Linked DNA regions of Homo sapiens: region 2 is linked to region 1. Evidence: read pairs that join two places in POLR2A ChIA-PET (ENCODE). Cell type or tissue: Panc1. All regions are shown on one strand. Links, peaks and the distances in the headings refer to the core of each region. The heading gives the core; the rest is flanking DNA. Region 1 overlaps LITAF (lipopolysaccharide induced TNF factor). Region 2 overlaps SNX29 (sorting nexin 29).

Region 1 (9,375 bases), core at 928-8,927:
GGAGAATTCATTCCTCCTGGAGCCTCTCTATATGGTGCAGAGGTCAAGGGCACAGACTCTGGAGCTAGACCCCCTGGGTTCCTCCAGGCGCCCCATGCCCCAGGGCATGACTTTAGTGCCTCAGTTTTCCCATCCGTAAAATGGGTACACTGATAGTTTCTTCCTCATAAGGCTCTTGAGAGGATGAAATGAATCCATTTGCAAAAAAGGACCAGAGCAACTTGGAACACATAAGCACTCGGTATGTGTCAGCTGTTATTAACTCATGTTTGTTTGCTGTATTTGTCATAAAGCAGTTTTCTTCACTTGTCTGTCTTCCTATCTGGTCATAGACCCCATAAGAGCAGGAACTGACACTAAAATCTGCATCCCAGCACCTAGAAAGAGGGCCAAAACATTATGGGTGCTTCATAGGGTGACCCAATGTCCCAGTCTCCCTTGGACAGAGGGGTTTTTCCCTGGATGCAGGACTTTTGGTGCTAAATCTAGGAAAGTCTCAGGCAAACTGGGACAAGTTGGTCACTCTGGTACTTCAACAGTTTGTAGAAAGCAATACCTAGGTATGAAAACAGGACACCAAGATCCATCTGGAAAGGCATGAAGATTTGGGAGCAGGCCAGACGTGGTGGCTCATGCCTGAAATCCCAACACTTTGGGAGGCCAAGGCAGAAGGATCGCTTGAGCCTAGAAGTTCGAGACCGGCCCGGGCAACATAGTGAGATGCCATCTCTACTAACAATCAAACAAATCAGCTGGGCGTGATGGCACATGTCTATAGTCCCAGCTACTCGGAGGCTGAGATAGGAGGATCCCTCGATCACTTGAGCCCAGGAGGTTGAGGCTGCAGTAAGCTATAATAGTGCCACTGCAATTCAGCCTGGGCAGGGGTAGGGGGGCGCATGGACAGAGGAAGACTCTACCTTGGGTTAAAAAAAAAAAAAGATTTAGGAGTAGACATGAAACAGCAGGAAGGGCTTACTCCAATAGCTCTAACATAGAATCTGAGAAAACGACATTTGTAAAGGAAGATGTTTATGTAATGACAAGCCTCCATATAGATGGTCTCACAGTTCAGCTCAAGGTAACACGAGGATTTATGGTGCAGATGCCAGCACATCACCAAATATGCTCAAGAACTGGAATCCGTGAATTGAGCCTGGAGTCCTTCATTTCCTCCGGGATTCCTGGGGGCAGTGTATTGTTTCTCAACAGGGCACCCTAGGATGTCCAGGCAGGAGGAGATCAAGTCGGGATAAAACATGGGTGGACAGGCTGGGCGCAGTGGCTCACGCCTGTAATCCCAGCACTTTGGGAGGCCGAGGCAGGCGGATTACCTGAGGTCAGGAGTTTGAGACCAGCCTGGCCAACATGGCAAAACCTCGTCTCTACTAAAAGTACAAAAATTAGCCAGGCGTGGTGGCACACGCCTGTAATCCTAGCTACTCGGGAGGCTGAGGCAGGAGAATTGCTTGAGCCCAGGAGATGGAGATTGCAGTGAGCTGAGATCGTGCCACTGCACTCCAGCCTGGGCAACAGAGCAAGACTCCGTCTGGAAAAAAAAAAAAACACAAAACAAAACAAAACAACAACAAAAACATGGGTGGACAGAGGTTGAAAGGGAAGTGTGGGGGAGTGTACACATGGACAAAATGAAGTCAGAAAGAAAAGCTGCCGCAGTCTCCAAACCTCAAGACTGGTTGGTTCATTTTTTTCTCCTTGGTGGAAGTTTATGGCACTGCTAAAATCATCACTCAGCGGAGGAGACCCCTTGTTTGGGCCAGCATCCATTCCAGTTCTGATTCCAGCTATGGAAAGATGTCAAGAGGGTAGTTCCAGGCCGGGCATGGTGGCTCACGCCTGTAATCCCAGCATTTTGGGAGGCCGAGGTGGGCGGATCACTGGAGGTCAGGAGTTCAAGACCAGCCTAGCCAACATGGTGAAACCCGGCTCTAATAAATACACAAAAATTAGCCAGGCGTGGTGACGCAGCCCTGTAATCCCAGCTATGTGGGTGACTGAGGCAGGAGAAGTGCTTCAACCCAGGAGGCGGAGGTTGCAGTGAGCTGAGATCATGCCACTGTGCTCCAGCCTGGGCAACAGAGCGAGACTCTGTCTCAAAAAATAAAGACGGTAGTTCCAGCAGGGCACAGTGACTCACACCTGTAATCCCAGCACTTTGGAAGCCCAAGGCGGGAGGATGGCATGAGCCCAGGAGTTCGAGACCAGCCTGGGCAACACAATGAGACCCCATCTCTACAAAAAAGACAAAAATTAGCCAGGAGTGGTGGTATGCACCTGCAGTCCAAGCTACTTAAGAAGCTCAGTGGGGAGGATCACCTGAGCCTGGGAGGCAGCGGTTGCAGTGAGCCATGTTTGCACTACTGCACTCCAGCCTGGGCAACAGAGCAAGACCCTGTCTCGAAAAAAAAAAAAAAAGAAAAGAGAGAGGGTAGTTCTTACCACTGTATTATCCATTCAGAACCTTGAGTCATGAGCAGGCTCCCCAATGTCCCCACCCCATCAAATTCAGAAATACTTGTCACTCCACGCTCATCACCTGGTCCTTGGGGTAGCCCTAAAGCCACTTGTTCAATGGGGACAAGGTGTCATCCGTTCCCCAGAAATGACACTGGCTTTCTTCATGGGTATCAAGCAGATTCTGAGTCTCTAACTTGCTGGTACCCAAAGATGTCACAACGTCAACAGTTCCAGCCAACAGGTGTGGAGAAGAAAGGGGACATCGAGTTGCTACCGTGTAAGTGCTCCACCTTCAGTGCTTGCTTGTGACACTGAAGGTACACCCTTGTTTTTTTTTGTTTTTTTTTTTTTTGAGATAGAGTCTCATTCTGTTGCCCAGGCTGGAATGCAGTGCCACGACCTCGGCTCACTGCAACCTCCACCTCCCGGGTTCAAGCGATTCTCTCACGTCAGCTTCCTGAGTAGCTGGGACTACAGGCATGCGCCACCAAGCCCAGCTAATTTTTGTATTTTTAGGAGGGACAGGGTTTCACCATATTGGCCAACCTGGTCTCCAACTCCTGACCTCAAGTGATCCACCCGCTTCAGCCTCCCAAAGTGCTGGAATTACAGGCATGAGCCACTGTGTTCAGCCTGACACCACTGTCAAAGGAGTCTCAGGGCCTTTCTCCTCCCTGACCCCATCCCTCTCTGGTGAAATGGCCAACAGGCAGACAGAGCCCAAAAGGGAAGGACGAGTAGGACGGATAGTGTCCAAGGCTGAGAACTGCCCTTGAGCAGCTGAACAGGACGCGGGGGCTTCCGAGCAGAATCCCATCAGAAATTGGCCTGGTGGGAAAACTGAGGCCACTAAGCTCAGAGATGATACAGGCTGGACATCTCTGCCTGGTGCCCAAGATAAATTTCTGTTTTTGAGAAGGAATCTCACTCTATTGCACAGGCTGGAGTACAGTGGCACCTGCATAGCTCACCACAGGCTCCAACTCCTGGGCCCAAGTGATCCTCCCACCTCAGCCTCCCAAGTACCTGGGATTACAGGCACATGCCACCATGCCTGGCTAATTTTTAATTTTTTTTGTAGGGATGAGGTCTCGCCATGTTGCCCAGGCTGGTCTCGAACTCCTGGCCTCAAGTGATCCTCTTGCCTTGGCCTCTCAAAGTGCTGGGATTAAATCAAGATAACTTAACATGTGGAAATTTCAGAAACACCTCTGTGTGTCCCCCTGTTATTTACAAGAGTCACAGATTCACTCATAGCTCAGGGAGAGTAGGAATGGCGTGGACTACGGCCTGGTCAACTGAACACCCAACTGTTACTCAGAGTGAAGAGAAGACACAGATGATGGTGAACAGGCAGGGCATGAAGAGGGAAATAAAAAGGGCTAAAAGAAAGGTAAGACAATGGGGCCAAGCGTGGTGGCTCACGCCTGTAATCCCAGCACTTTGGGAGACAGAGGCAGGTGGATCACTTGAGGTCAGAAGTTCAAGACCAGCCTGGCCAACATGGCAAAACTCTTGTCTTTACTAAAAATATAAAAATTAGCCAGGTGTGGTGGTGCTTGAATGTAATTCCAGCTACTTGGGAGGCTGAGGCAGAATTGCTTGAACCTGGGAAGCGGAGATTGCAGTGAGACGAGACGCACTGCTGCACTCCCGCCTGGGCCACAGAGCGAGACTTTGCCTCAAAAAAAAAAAAAAAGTTAAAATGGCAGAATTTTAAGGCAGGTCAAACCTTTAAGAGCAGAAACTCTAAGACCCAGGCTCCTTGGTTCAAATCCCAACTCTGCCACTTCTACGGTGTGCAAATGGGGGTGAGTTGCCAAATTTCTCTCAGGTTTCCTCATCTGGAAAATGGGCCAACAGTAGTACTTACACTTCAGAGGGCTGCTGTGAGAATGTAGTGAGCAAAATACACCGGAACATTGGGTAAGCAGGTTACTATTATATCAACACACAGCTGTCATTACAGAGGAGAGTAAAACCCAGGGAGGGGGTGACTTTCCCACAGTCACACGGGGGCTTCACTGTGAGAGGCAGGAGGACCCAGGCACAGACCTCATCCCGCCACAGGGACCTGTTCTGTACCCAGTACCTCCACGGCTTCACAGGTAGACATTCACTTGTTTGGCTAAATCCCCTACAGTCTGACCTTCCCACCCCTACCCGCAGTGTGGGCGACAGAATAATGCTCCCCAAAATTGTTCACAGCCTAATCCCTGGAAGCTCTGAATATGTGACCTTAAGTGGTAAAGACAGACTTTGTGTATGTGATTAAGAATCTTGAGATGAGGGGGTTATTCTGGATTAACCAGGTAGGCCCGGTGTAATCACAAAGGTCCTTATAAGAGAAAGGTAGAGGAGTTCGAGACCAGCCCTGGCCACATAGAGAGACCTCATCACTACAAAAATTACAAAAATTATCAAGGTGTGATAGCGCACATGTATCATCCCAGCTACTTGGGAGGCTGAGGTAGAAGGAGGTTGGGGGGTGGGGTCTAGGGGGTTGAGGCTGCAGTGAGCCACAGCTGCACCACTACACTCCAGCCTGGGCAACAGAGCAAGACCTCTGTTGGGTTTAAATGTAGAAAAAGGAAGCTGTTGGCTTTGAAGGGGGAGGAAGGAGCCATAAATTAAGAAATGCAGGCGGCCTCTGGAAGCTGGGAAAGGCAAGACCATGGATTTTCCCCAGGAGCCTCCAGGAGCACAGTCCAGCTGACACTGCTATTTTTTGTGTGTTGTTGAGTCCAAGTCTCACTCTGTCGCCCAGGCTGGAGTGTAGTAGTGCGATCTCAGCTCACTGCAACCTCCGCCTCCCAGGTTCAAGCGATTCTCCTGCCCCAGCCTTCTGAGTAGCTGGGATTACAGGCACCCAACACCATGCCTGGCTAATTTTTGTATTTTAGTAGAGATGGAGTTTCACTATGATGGCCAGGCTGGTCTCAAACTCTTAACCTCAGGTGATTCGCCTGCCTCGGCCTCCCAAAGTGGTGGGATTACAGGCGTGAGCCACTGCGCCCAGTCGACACATTGCATTTAATCTGAGGAAGCCCACTGCAGACTTCAGGCTCCAGAACTGGAAGATACTACATTCACGTTACCTAAGCCACTGAGTTCAGGGTAATGAGTTAGAAAACTCATCCATCCACCCTCATAGCTGGGTTGCCCAGATTCCCCACTGGCCCTGCAGATTCTCAATGGGCACTCTTCCCCCTCCCACAGCAGGGGGCACCAGGCAGAGGTCAGACCCCCTCAACCTCCCACCTGAACCCCCAGGCATCTGTCTGCCCGCCCTGGGCTCAGAAGCAGCCCTCCTCCTCTGGTTCAAACTTCAATCTGGTGAATGTGGCCATCTCTAGGTGGGAGTGGGCCCTGTGGTCTCTGGGAGGGACTGTGCTCAGACAATGTCCCCTCTTGCCAATCACGCCCTCTCGGCTGGCTCTTTTCCTGAGGTCTCCTAAATGGTTTAATCTTTCCAAGCACGGTGGCTCATGCCTGTAGTCCCAGCACTTTGGGAGGTGAGGTGGGGAGATCACTTGAATCCAGGAGTTCAAGACCAGCCTGAGCAAAATGGCAAAACTCTGTCTCTTTTTTTAATTAGCCAGGCGTGGTGGTGCGCACCTGTAGTCCCACCTACTCACAGGGCTGAGGTGGGAGAATCACTTGAGCCCAGGAGTTTGAGGCTGCAGTGAGCTGTGATCACGCCACTGCACTCCTGCCTGGGTGAAAGAGCAAGACCCTATCTCAAAATAAATAAATAAATAAACAAACAAACAAATAAACAGATCAAAACAAAATCCCCCTCCTGCCTTAGCCTGGGTCCTCAGCCCCTCCAGTGACCTGCCTCTCCTCCAAATCCACCTTCCACGTCAAGACACTCCTGTTCCCTTCCTGCTCCCCAGGTACGCAGGGTCTGCACGAAGCCCTTGTGGTTCCCCCCACCCCTCAACCTCAAACGCATCAAGCTGACCACAGCCCTCCCCTAGACAACACCCCGAGTCCTCATGCATGAAATGATGCTCCAGTCCTCCTCAAAAGCAGGGAGATGCAACTAAAACCACACAGAGACAGATGATCGGGCTGAATATCGTCAGCGAGAAGTCACATGACATCACACACCAGCGAGAAGTCACATGACATCACACACCTGCTGACGGGACATCACACACCTGCTGACGGGACATCACACACCGGCTGACTGACAGGATGAGGTGAGAAGGGCCTCTGTGGCCTTCCTCCCCTAAACCCGCAGCCCCACGTAGTCATGAGAAAACCGGCCACAGGGCATCAGGCCAGCACTCCTCAAAACTGTCAAAGTCACGGAAAACAGGAAAGTCCAAGAAACTGTCAGAGACCAGAGGACAATGAATAGAGAGGTGACAACTGAATACAACGTAGAACCCCGGCACAGAAAAGCCTTAGTTGGAAAAACTGGTGATGTCCAAATAAAGCCTGGAGTTTGGTAAACAGTAACGCAGCGGTGTCAGAGAAGCAGTTGTGGCCAGTGTCCCATAGGGAAGTAGATGCTGGGTGACAGTAAATGGGAGCTCTCTGTATTAATTGTACCAATTTTCTGCACATCTCAAGCTCTTTTTTTTTTTTTTGAGACAGGGTCTCACTCTGTCAACCAAGCTGGCATGCAGTGGCGCAATCTCAGCTCACTGCAACCTCCGCCTCCCAGGTTCAAGCAATTCTCATGCCTCAGCCCCCTGAGTAGCTGGGACTACAGGCGTGTGCCACCACGCCTGGCTAACTTTTTGTATTTTTGGTAGAGATGGGGTCTCACTATGTTGCCCAGGCTGGTCCCAAACTCCTGACCTCAAGCGATCCGCCTGCCTCGGCCTCCCAAAGGCCAGGGGTTACAGGAGTGAGCCACTGCACCCGGCCATAAAAGATTTTTTTTAAACCCCATAACCAATGCCATGATATCATGATATCATTTGTCACCCATCCACCAGGCAAAGAGCAAAATGTTGGTAACACACACAGAGAGCTAGCCTGGGTATCGATAAACTGAGGCTCCTGCAACAGAAACGGCCAACCAAATTTAACATGAACAAGTCCAGCAACTCTTCCTCCAGAAATGTGTGCTGGCAATAACCCCCACATGTGGCTGAAATGACAAAATGACAAGCACATGGGGTATTCACTACAGCGTTGCTGGTAACAGCAGAAGCCTAGTCCGCCAGCAAGGCAAGGGTACCAATCAGGGATGGTCCCTCCCCACAAGGTACTGAAACGAGGAAGAGTTTTATTTGGAGAAATGCAATCACCACCAAGATATACTATCATGTTTAATGAGGCAGGAGAGTGTTTGTAGTGTGCCACCATTTGTGTATGGTGAGAGAAGAAGATATCCTTTTTTTTTTTTTTTTTTTTTTAGGAGTCTTGCTCTGTTGCCCAGGTTGGAGTGCAGTGGCGCGATCTCGACTCACTGCAACCTCCACTTCTCAGGTTCAAGCACCTCTCCTACCTCAGCCTCCCAAATAGCTGGGATTACAGGCGCCCACCACCACACCCAGCTAATTTTTGTCTTTTTAGTAGAGATGGGGTTTCACCACGTTGGCCAGGCTGGTCTCAAACTCCTGACCTCAAGTGATCCTCCCGCCTCGGGCTCCCAAAGTGCTGGGATTACAGGCATGAGCCAAGGTGCCCGGCGTTTTTTTGGTTTTTTTTTTGTTGTTGTTTTTAAAGACAGGTTCTCACTGGGTTTTTTAAAGACAGGTTCTCACTGGGTTGCCCAGGCTGGAGTGCAGTGGCATGATCATAGCTCATTGCAGCCTGGAGCTCCCAGGCTCAAGCGATCCTCCTGCCTCAGCTTCCAGAGCAGCTAGAACTACAGGTGTGCACCACCACACCTAGCTAATTTTTTTATTTTTTGTAGAGACGGGGTCTCAGTATGTTGACCAAGCTTGTCTCAAACTCCTGGGCTAAAGCAATCCTCCCACCTTGGCCTCTCAAAGCGCTGGCATTACAGGCATGAGCCATCATGCCTGGCCTAGTATTTCTTTATATAATATGCAAAAAATGTCTCCAAAGGCATACATAAGAAACTTAACGGTCGGTGTTTGTCGGGAAGGGAACCAGGTGGACTAGGGGATGGGGTGTGACAAACACTGGTCACTTTTACACCCTTGCTGGTCTTTTGTATGTTAAGCCATAGTAATATTACATATTTACAAAATACATACTTTTTTAATTAAAAAAGAAAGTCTCCTCTGCAAACCTGTCTCTGCCCTCCCCAGGCCTCCATCCTGGGTCCTTCCCGCCTCTGGGTAAAGGTGATGTCATCACAGCCCTTTGTGTTCCTGCCCAGCACCTGGCCCTGGGACCTTCCCTGTTTGCAGAGTGATTAAAGCTTCTAATTATTTCTATTTGGTAAGAAGACGTTCCCTTTACCACTCCCACTATATCAACCCCAAAATTTGCACTAACAACATCCTATTTGTCAATATAAAGTTTTTTTTTTCTCTTTTTTGAGACAGAGTCTCATTCTGTGGCCCAGGCTGGAATGCAGTGGCGTGACCTTGGCTCACTGCAACCTCTGCCTCCCAGGTTCAAGCGATTCTCCTGCCTCAGCCTCCCAAATAGCTGGGATTACAGGTGCATGCCACCACGCTCAGCTCATTTTTTTATTTTTAGTAGAGACAGGGTTTCACCATGTTGGCCAGGCTGGTCTCGAACTCCTGACCTCAAGTGATCCGCCCACCTCGGCCTCCCAAAGTGCTGGCATTACAGGCGTGAGCCACTGCACCCGGCCTAAAGTTCTTTTTTTTTCATGTTGCACTATGATCCAGTTTTCCTCCAGGGGGTTCTAAACACCAATGGTGGACAAAGGATTGAGAGATGTGGACCCTCCCTTGCCGGCCTTATGGGACCCATATAGGGAGGCAAAGTCAA
Region 2 (9,375 bases), core at 781-8,780, 470 kb after region 1:
ATCCTAATGGGTGGAAATGGTGTCTCATGTGGTTTTGTTCTCTTCTCTTCTGAAGTTTCAGAATTGTTTTCAAAAAGCCATTCATGAGCTCCCTACATGGTTCACCTGGACTGTGCCCCTCCTATAGTCCTGAGTTCTTCTTCCATCAAACCTATGTATGGAACTACCCGTTTTCTTTTTTCTTTTTTTTTTTTTTTGAGATGGAGTCTGATCTGTTGCCCATGCTGGAGTGCAGTGGTGCAATCTTGGCCCACTGCAGCCTATGCCTCCTGGGTTCAAGTGTTTCTCCTGCTTCAGCCTCCTGAGTAGCTGCGATTACAGGTGCACATCACCATGCCTGGTTAAGTTTTATATTTTTAGTAGAGACGGGGTTTCATCATATTGGGCAGGCTGGTCTCGAACTACTGACTTCAGGTGATCCGCCTGCCTTGGCCTCCCAAAGTGTTAGGATTACAGGCTCATCCTTGTAGCTCTAGTGTCTTGCAAGATACCTGGCCACCTACACAGTAGATGCCACCAAAGGACTGCATTCAAAATAACCACTTGAAGACCCTGACTTCAGAACATGCTGCTCATTTTCCCAGGAAGCCAAACCCCTACTCTCAGTGGTCTGTACGCATCTTCAGTCAGTGGGAAGCGGTGGTAATATACCCATAACTGTAAAATGAGAGAGACCGACTTCCTTGATCTTCAGTGGGGATTTTTGAAAATGGTTGATTGCACTCAAAGCAGAATTTGTATTTTGCTTCATTGGGTCACCTTGGGCAACAATTTCATTTCTGTAGAAAATTAATTTTGGAGGAAGCTGCATGTGCCAGGGGAGCCCTGGGTCCATCCTTTTGATGGTGAGGGGAAGTCCAGTTCCTCACTCGCCCATCCCTGCTTTCGGTTCCCTGTTGGTGATTTTCTTTTGTATTCATGCACGTGCCAATCAGCTGCTTTTGGTAAGGGAAGCCTTGGAAGGATGTCTGCTAAAGGTGCAGAGAAAATGCAGAGCTCCATTCAAGGTGAAAAAAGTGGTTGACAACTGGCAGAAAGAAGCTGGCTTTAGGGAGGAAGTCAGAAGCCAGGGTGCTGTACCCGTTGGGCTGTGTGTTATCCTGGGTCACTGGATCATGGGCATGTCCACAGGGTCCCTCAGGGGTGGGTTCTTGACACCCAGGGTGGCATGGACTTGGGCCAGTGGCTATTTACTAAGGGGTATGAATGTGTCTCAGCATGTTAAGATCTAGTGGAGCTGGACTGATACCTATTGGCCGAATGTGACCTCTGCCTGTTTCAAAGGTGTTTAATCCTGATGTCTCATAAATTAAGACTCAGGCTTGTAATCCCAGCACTTTGGGAGGCCGAGGTGGGTGGATCACTTGAGGTCTGGAGTTCGAGACCAGCCTGGCCAACATGGTGAAACCCTGTCTCCATTAAAAATACAAAAATTAGCTGGGCATGGTGGTAGGCACCTGTAATTCCAGCTACTTGGGAGGCTGAGGCAGGAGAATTCCTTGAATCCAGGAGGCGGAGGATTCAGTGAGCCGAGACCGTGCCCTGGCACTCCAGCCTGGGCGACAGAGCAAGACTCCACCTCAAAAAAAAAAAGGTAAAAAAGACTCAGTTTGGCCTCTGAGTTGTCAGTTTTTAGATCACAGTTATCCAGCCTGAGTTCCGTGGGTCCTTTGCTTTGCTCCTTTCAGAATGTAAATGACTCTTCAGCTCATGATGGCGTATGCCCCTAAAAGGAAGTGAGATACAAGCTTTAGAAGTCCGTCTTAGAAATTTCCCTTTTTTTTTTTTTTTTTTTTAAATAAGAGACAGGGTCTTGCTCTGTTGCCAGGCTAGAGTGCAGTGGTGCAATCATGGCTCTCTGCAGCCTTGAACTTCCTGGCTCAAGCGATCCTCCTACTTCGGCCTCTCAAGTAGCTGGGACTGCACATGCACGCCACCATGCCTGGTTAATTTATTTCCTACTCTTTAATAAAGGAGGTGGTATGCTGTAAACTCTTGTAGGATGTGGGTGTATTATGCTGAGCCCTGGTTCTGGAAGGCACTCTTGCGGCTAGATGGAAGTTGGTAGAGTGACAGAGCTCAGCCCCTTGTTGGCACTCTGCTCTGCCAATCCATTTGTGCCTTGTGGTCAGGCTGGTTCAGTTTGGGATGTGACAGATTTGGGAGCACTTGTATTCACTGAGTTCTCAGGCTGGCACATGAGTGAACTTGGTTTACCTTTGTTCCTGGCATGGCTGATACCATGTGTGGCTGATTCTGTTAGAGTGTGCCCTCACATTCATCCCTCTGTCTTCTTTGGCTTTGATAGAACCCAGATTTTGCTTGAGGCTGTGGTATGTAGTCCTTTATCTCGGTGAGGGATTAAGCCAGTTTTGAGTTTTGTTCTTTGCTTTCTCTGCTCCCTTGTGATTTTCTGGGATTACTTGTTCTTTCCTGGTAAAAGGGGTGATAAAGCTGGCTTCATCCCGTTCCCTTTCTTCCTGCTCAATTGTAAATGAGATGTCCAGAGTTAGGACAGTCCTCTGGGACAGCGAGTTCAAAAGGTTGGAGATTTTGGCCTGACATAGCCTTTGTATCTATCACTGGCCTATTTCCAGACTAGCCCAGCTCCGTGGGGTTGGATTTTCTTTGTGTGTGGGTTTTTTTCTTTTTGTTTTGTTTTTAGAGACAGGGCCTTGCTCTGTTAACTAGGCTGGAGTGCAGTGGTGCAATCATAGCTCACTACAGCCTCAAACTCCTGGGGTCCAGCCATCTTCCTGCTTCCGCCTCCCAAGTAGCTGGGACGACAGGTGTGTGCCGCCACACTCGGCTCCTTGTAGTTGGGTTTTCTGTTTCCTTTTTTTAGAGATGGGTTCTTACTATGTTGCCCAGGCTGGTCTTGGGTTTTCTGTGTTTTTCTTTCTTTCTTTTTTTTTTTTTTTTTTGAGACAGAGTCTTGCTCTGTTGCCCAGGCTGGAGTGCAGTGGCACCATCTCGGCTCACTGCCAGCTCCGCCTCCCGGATTCACGCCATTCTTCTGCCTCTGCCTCCCAAGTAGCTGGGACTACAGGTGCCCGCCACCACGCCCAGCTAATTTTTTGTATTTTTAGTAGAGATGGGGTTTCACCGTGTTAGCCAGGATGGTCTCGATCTCCTGACCTCGTGATCCACCTGCCTCGGCCTCCCAAAGTGCTGGGATTACAGGCGTGAGCCACCGCGCCCAGCGGGTTTTCTGTTTTTGTTTTTGTTGTTGTTGTTGTTGAGCAATGCTTTGTTTGTTTTGGGGCAGTGTTGTCACATTGATGAGACACCCCTCACCCCGCATGGCTGTGGAGCACAGGTGTTGCTCAGCACCTGGTGTGTTCTTGGTCTTCTATAGATGATTGTCAGATGACTGAAGAACATGCCCTGTCTCACTGCGTTATTTCCTGTGGTTGCAAATGATAGAAAATTCTTTAGATTGATTTAAGAAAAAAAAGATGAAGGACATTTATTTATTGACTCAAGTAATTAAGAAATCATCTTGGAGTTGAGCTGGATTAAGGGGGTCTGCCTTCTCCCAAATCTGTCTCCATCTGTCGTCCCTCACCACCGCTTCTCTGTGGTTGGGTGTCTTTCCGGGTGGGGTCTCGCTACATTATGGGGTGGAAAATGGCCCCAAGTAGCTCCAGGTTTCCAGGATGATGAGAGATCCTACTTCTAGAACGGGGTCGGCACACTCCCTCCTTACGGGTCATATTATAGGGTTTGTGAGCCATGCGATCTCTATCGCAGTGACTCAGCTCTGCCACTGGAGCAGAAACTCAGCCACAGACCATATGGGAGCAAATGGGTGTGGCTGCGTTCCAGGAACACCATGCTTATAAAAACAGTTTGGAGGCCAAATTTGACTCCCAGGCCATTGTTTGCTGACCTCAGCTCCTGGAGGAGACAAGGCCTCTTTTCTGGTGGCTCTGGTAGAACTTGTGCGAAGAGACCCTGTGGTCCAGGGCTGAGACTGGGGTGAGGTTAGTGAGACACTCACTTTGGCCACAAAATTGAAGGCGGTACCAAAAAACTTATCAATCAAGATAAATACTATTTTTATGTAATATTAAAAAAAACGAAAGTTGCATATGCCATGGTTCCGGCCAGTTAATTGCCTGCCCTGGGTTAGCTGTCCACCCCTGCAGTAGGGGGAGGTTAGGATAGTGCTGAAGGATCCCAGTGGAATGTGTTTCCCGTAGGAAAGCGGGGTGCTCTTACTAGAAGAAAGGGAAAGGGACCAGGCTCAGTGGTTTACGCCTGTAATCCCAGTGCTTTGGGAGGCCGATGCTGGATGATCATTTGATTCTAGGAGTTCAAGACCAGCTTGAGTAACATAGTAAGACCCTCGTCTCTACAGAAAAAAAAAAAAAATTAGCCGTGTATGGTGGTGTACACCTGTAGTCCCAGCTACTCATGAGCCTGAGATGGGAAGATCGCTTGAGCCCAGGAGTTCAAGACTGCAGTAAACTATGATTGTGCCACTGTGCTCTAGCCTGGGCGACAGAGTGAGACCTTGTCCCCACCCCGCCCCTCAAAAACAAAACAAAACAAAACAAAACAAAAAAAACCCCAAACAAGGAAAAGGAATGCTGTTTGGTGCACGTGTAGTAGTGATATTAATAGCTGGTTTTCATTGAGCACCAATTATATGCCAGGTATGTTAATAACTATGGCTAACATTTATTCACTGCATTTATTGGATACACTTTACATGTATTCCTATTTCTCATTTTTCCCTCATAGCAATCCATACACGTAGGTACTGTTCTCCCCACTGTACAGATGAAGAAAGTAGAGGACAAAATAAGTTTCCCAAGGTCACACAGTGCCTGAACTAGAATTTGGGACAAGGTTTTTGTCTTCCTTGTGGTCCCCAAGTCTTGGGCATCGGTGATAGTTAAGGCTTGATAGAAACTTTCCCAAAAGCCTGGTGCTGTTAGTGTCCTCTGTTAACAGGTGCCCCGGGGCAGCTCTTCTCAACACCCCTTCCTGGCACTTGTTCTTGTTGGCATTCGGCTTTCAGGTGTTTGGAGAACCAGAAGCCCTTGCCCGCTTTTTGACTTAACCCCATGTTTCAAAGCAGATCAGTGTATATCCCTAAATTAAATTACGGACACCGCAGGCGCTAATTGGCAGGTGAGCTGCGCTTTAAATAGACCACATTAATTCTGGCAGTGGAAGCGGAACCCTGCTGGGATAATTCTTATCATCATCAGCATCACCCTGACTAGCTTTAAAAGGATTCTGTAGCAGTAAGCAATTTGCAGAATTGAAAGGTGAAAACACACTTTAAAGCGTTCATGTAGATTCAAGGTCGGAGGGAGGTGACTGCATTTTTCAAGACAGGCTGCAGGTGAGAGTCACTTGACTGGAAATGTGATGGACGTACCGACAATGGTCTGGGGTATTTCGAAATACGTTGTTGGCCAGCTGGCCCAGGGTGTTGTTGTCGCCAGATTCCCCGTCCTGGTTTCTTGAGTGAGGCGGAGAATGGAAGGAAGGCTGTTTTGTACAGTTGTGTGGAGTAGACTGATCGGATGAGCTTGGGAAGTGGATTACTTTGACATTTAGGGATTGAGACACAAGATAGTCTCGAGGGACCTGCCCTCTTGCTGGTTTTTGTTATTCCTGGGAAGTTTATTCTAAATGATCCCAGTGATTGGCTTGATCCACAAATACTTATGCACACTCATACAGATGTATACATTTAGATGCTGCTAACACAAAAAGGAACCCACGCGAATGCCCTCTGCTATGAAGGGAATTAATTATTAAGCAAATGCTGATTGGTCATCATGGACTGGGCACTGTGCTCGGTGCTTTCCTTCCCTTTCTAGTTACCCCAGTAACCCTGGGCGATTCTGCACTTTTGTGTTGATTTTATGGGAGAGGATTTTCAGGCTTAGCATGGTTGAGTGACTTGCTCAAGGTCATTTGGTTGAATGGACTTTTTCTCTGTTGTCCTGCCTGCTAGACTGGAAGCCCCTTAGGGACGAGTTCTTGTTGTCTCTAGCTGGTGACACATAGCCTAGTTCGGTTCACAGCTCCCAGGAAGAATGCAGTGGATCCTAGTGAAGTTGAATTGAAACATTAGAGTGAATTTAACTAGCCTGCCATGCAGTTTCTGGAGATGGGTGTACTTGCCTCCTTCTGGAAGGCAGGTTCAAAGCCTTTGTCACATTTCAGAGGGGACTGTGAGCCTGTTTAGGTCCTAGATTGGAAGCCAGGTCTGACTGTAAAGACTCAGCTTCCCCTACTTGGAATATTAAACAGTTGTGAACGTGATCATTTTGAAGAAGGCCAAGTCCCCTCATTTTGCAGGGCAGTGTGATTTAGTGGTTTGCAGTGAGCTCTGGGGTCCCTTTCTGCCATACTGTTTACTAACTGTGTTGCTGGGCGAGTCGCTTCACTTGTCCTGGCTTCAGACCTTGTCTTTCACATGGCGATGGCCTTGGTTGTGATGATGTCAGATGTAAAGTGTTTACTGCAATAGCTGGTGCATAGTTAATGCTCAGTAAATAGTAGTTGCTGTTGCTGCTGTTATTATTACTGCCAGCATGAAAAAATGTTAAAGAGGCAATGTTAAGTGAAGAAAATTGATCACAAAATTATGTATACACTAGCATTACAACTATGAAAATATCTGGGGTTGGGCATGGTGGCTCCCGACTGTAATCCTAGCATTTTGGGAATCTCAGGCAAGAGGATCGCTTGAAGCCAGGAGTTTGGTACCAGCCTGCCAGCCTGCACAACATAGCAGAACCTCATCTCTACAAATAAATAAAAATTAAAAAGTTAGCTGGGCATGGGGGTGCGTGCCTGTGTCTCAGCTACTCGGGAGGCTGAGACAGGAGGATCACTTGAGCCCAGGACGTTGAGGCTGCAGTGAGCTGTCCAGCCTGGGTGACAGAGGGAGAGGCCCTGTCTCAAAAATAAATAAATAATAATTAATTTAAAATGTATATAACAAATTTTAAAAATCTGTGTACATGTGGATAAAAAGTAGTGGGATGTGAGGAGATACAAGTAGTTGTAGGAATGACTGTCTTATGGATAAAAACAAACTTTCTTAGGTTTCCCATAACGCCTTAAATCTGTTCCTATCCTCAGACTGAGTAATTCGACATGTGGAAATCTTTCGTAAGGAACTAGGAATGAGGACAATTATTTATGTATAGGGGTGTTCTTTACTGTACAGAGGGAAAGTTGGCCATGTGCCATGCCCTTAGTAGTAGGGAAATAGTTATGTTTTACTGGAAAGCCATCAAAAATCATCTTTGAAAGACTTTTAATTGTAATAGGAAAATGTTCATGCTCTAGACAAGAAAATAAATGAATCAGGATACAAAATTACACATATAAATATGTATGCATATACACTCATACAATATGATGTGGTTTTATTTATTTATTTTTTGAGACAGAGTGGAGTGTTGTGGCGTGATCTCGGCTCTCTGCAACCTCCGTCTCCTGGGTTCAAGCGATTCTCCTGCCTCAGCCTCCCAAGTAGCTGGGACTACAGGCGTGCGCCACCACACCCAGCTTTTTTGTATTTTTAGTAGAGACAGGGTTTCACCATTTTGGCCAGGATGGTCATCTCTTGACCTCGTGATCTGCCTGCCTTGGCCTCCCAAAGTGCTTGGATTACAGGGGTGAGCTACCGCGCCATCCTGTTTTTTTTGTTTTGTTTTTTTTGAGATAGAGTTTTGCTCTGTCGCCCAGGCTGGAGTACAGTGGTGCGATCTTGGCTCATTGCACCTTCTGCCTACCGGGTTCAAATGATTCTCCTGCCTCAGCCTCCCGTGTAGCTGGGATTACAGGTGCCTGCCACCATGCCTGGCTCATTATTGTATTTTTAGTAGAGATGGGGTTTCAGCATGTTGGCCAGGCTGATCTCGAACCCCTGACCTCAGATGATCCGCTCGCATCGGCCTCCCGGAGTGCTGAGATTACAGATATGGGCCACCGTGCCTGGCCTGATGTGTTCTTTTCTTCTGGCTGCTGTAACAAATTAATACACAGTTGTTGGCTTTTAAACACTATAATTTATTCTCCCACAGTTCTGGAGGTCAGAAGTCCCCAATCAGTTTCACTGGGCTAAAGTCAAGGTGACAGCAGGGCTGCTTCCTTCCAGAGGCTTCAGGGCTGAATCCGTTTCTGGCCCTTCCAGAGTCTGCTCGCTGCCCACCTTCCTTGGCTATGGCTGCCCCATTCTAGTCTTTGCTTCTCTGGCCACATCATGTCCTCCTCTTCTGTGTCAAGTTTCTCTCTGCCTGCCTCTTATGAAGATCTTGTGATTACGTCAGCCTCGCAGGGATTATGCAAGATAACCTCCCAATTTCCAGATCCTAACACAGTTGCATAGACTCTTTTACTATATAAGGTAATATTCAGAGAATTCTGGAGCTTAGGACGTCGATATGTTTGAGGATTATAATTCAGCCTACAGCAAATGTTGATTTTTTTATAAAAAAGAAAAGTGCAGTAAAAAAGACTGAAAACTCTTGAAAATGTCAATATTGGTCTTTTCTGGATGAGAGGTTTTAGAGTCATTTTTATTTTTGATATACTCTTCTGTATCTCCCACCTTTTTTTCTTATTTCATTATTGTTTTTGAGGCTGAGTCTTGTTCTGCCACCAGGCCGGAGTGCAGTGGTGCAATCTCAGCTCACTGCAACCTCCGCCTCCTGGGTTTAAGTGATTCTCCTGCCTCAGCCTGCCCGGTAGGTGGGATTACAGGTGTGCGCCACCATACCCAGCTAATTTTTGCATTTTTAGTAGAGATGGGGTTTTACTGTGTTGGCCAGGCTGGTCTTGAACTCCTAGCCTCAAGTGATCCACCACATCAGCCTCCCAAGTGCTGGGATTACAGGCATGAGCCACCGTTCCCAGCTTCAATTTTTATTTTAGATTCAGCGGGTACATGTGCAGGTTTGTTACCTGGGTACATTGCGTGATGCCGAGGTTTAGGGCACGATTGAACCCATCTCCCAGGCAGTGAACATAGTACCTGGTAGGTAGTTTTTCCGTCTGTGCTCTCCTCCCTCTCTACTCTCTCTAGCAGCCCCCAGTGTCTGTTGTTTGCCATCTTTATGTCTGTGTGTACCCAGGGTTGAGCTTCCATTTATAAGTGAGACTATCCAATATTTCGTTTTCTATTTCTGTGTAATTCGCTTAGGATAATGGCCTCCAGTCATCCATGTTGCTGCATAGGACACAATTTTGTTCTTTTTCATGGCTGCATAGTATTCCATTGTGTAAATGTACCACATTTTGTTTATCCAGTCCACTATTGATGGGTATCTGGGTTGATTCCATGTCTTTGGTGTTATCTCCTACCTTTTCCATGCTAAGGGGATACTCTGTTAC

What was found. Peaks named below come from ENCODE experiments on the same cell type or tissue, not always from the same donor. Only the 100,000 strongest peaks of a DNase experiment are listed, where the experiment ranks them.
Region 2: POLR2A ChIA-PET joins it to region 1 with 7 read pairs; 2 of 35 experiments call an interaction of 5 or more read pairs at or near these places.

What each region holds. Positions count from the first base shown.
Region 1 is chr16:11,565,868-11,575,242 of GRCh38, forward strand. All of the region lies in intron 1 of LITAF (lipopolysaccharide induced TNF factor), which reads right to left. Among named protein-coding and RNA genes, the nearest start is that of LITAF, 16 kb to the right of the region's middle. RefSeq lists enhancers at 6,118-7,055, 6,420-6,469, 6,480-6,529, 6,540-6,609 and silencers at 6,206-6,500, 6,797-7,039, 8,646-8,940. In Panc1, for the core only: no CTCF peak of the experiment used is centred there; no DNase peak of the experiment used is centred there.
Region 2 is chr16:12,033,429-12,042,803 of GRCh38, forward strand. All of the region lies in intron 4 of SNX29 (sorting nexin 29), which reads left to right. Among named protein-coding and RNA genes, the nearest start is that of SNX29, 61 kb to the left of the region's middle. In Panc1, for the core only: no CTCF peak of the experiment used is centred there; a DNase peak (open chromatin) is centred at 3,793; H3K27ac peaks cover 1,295 bases.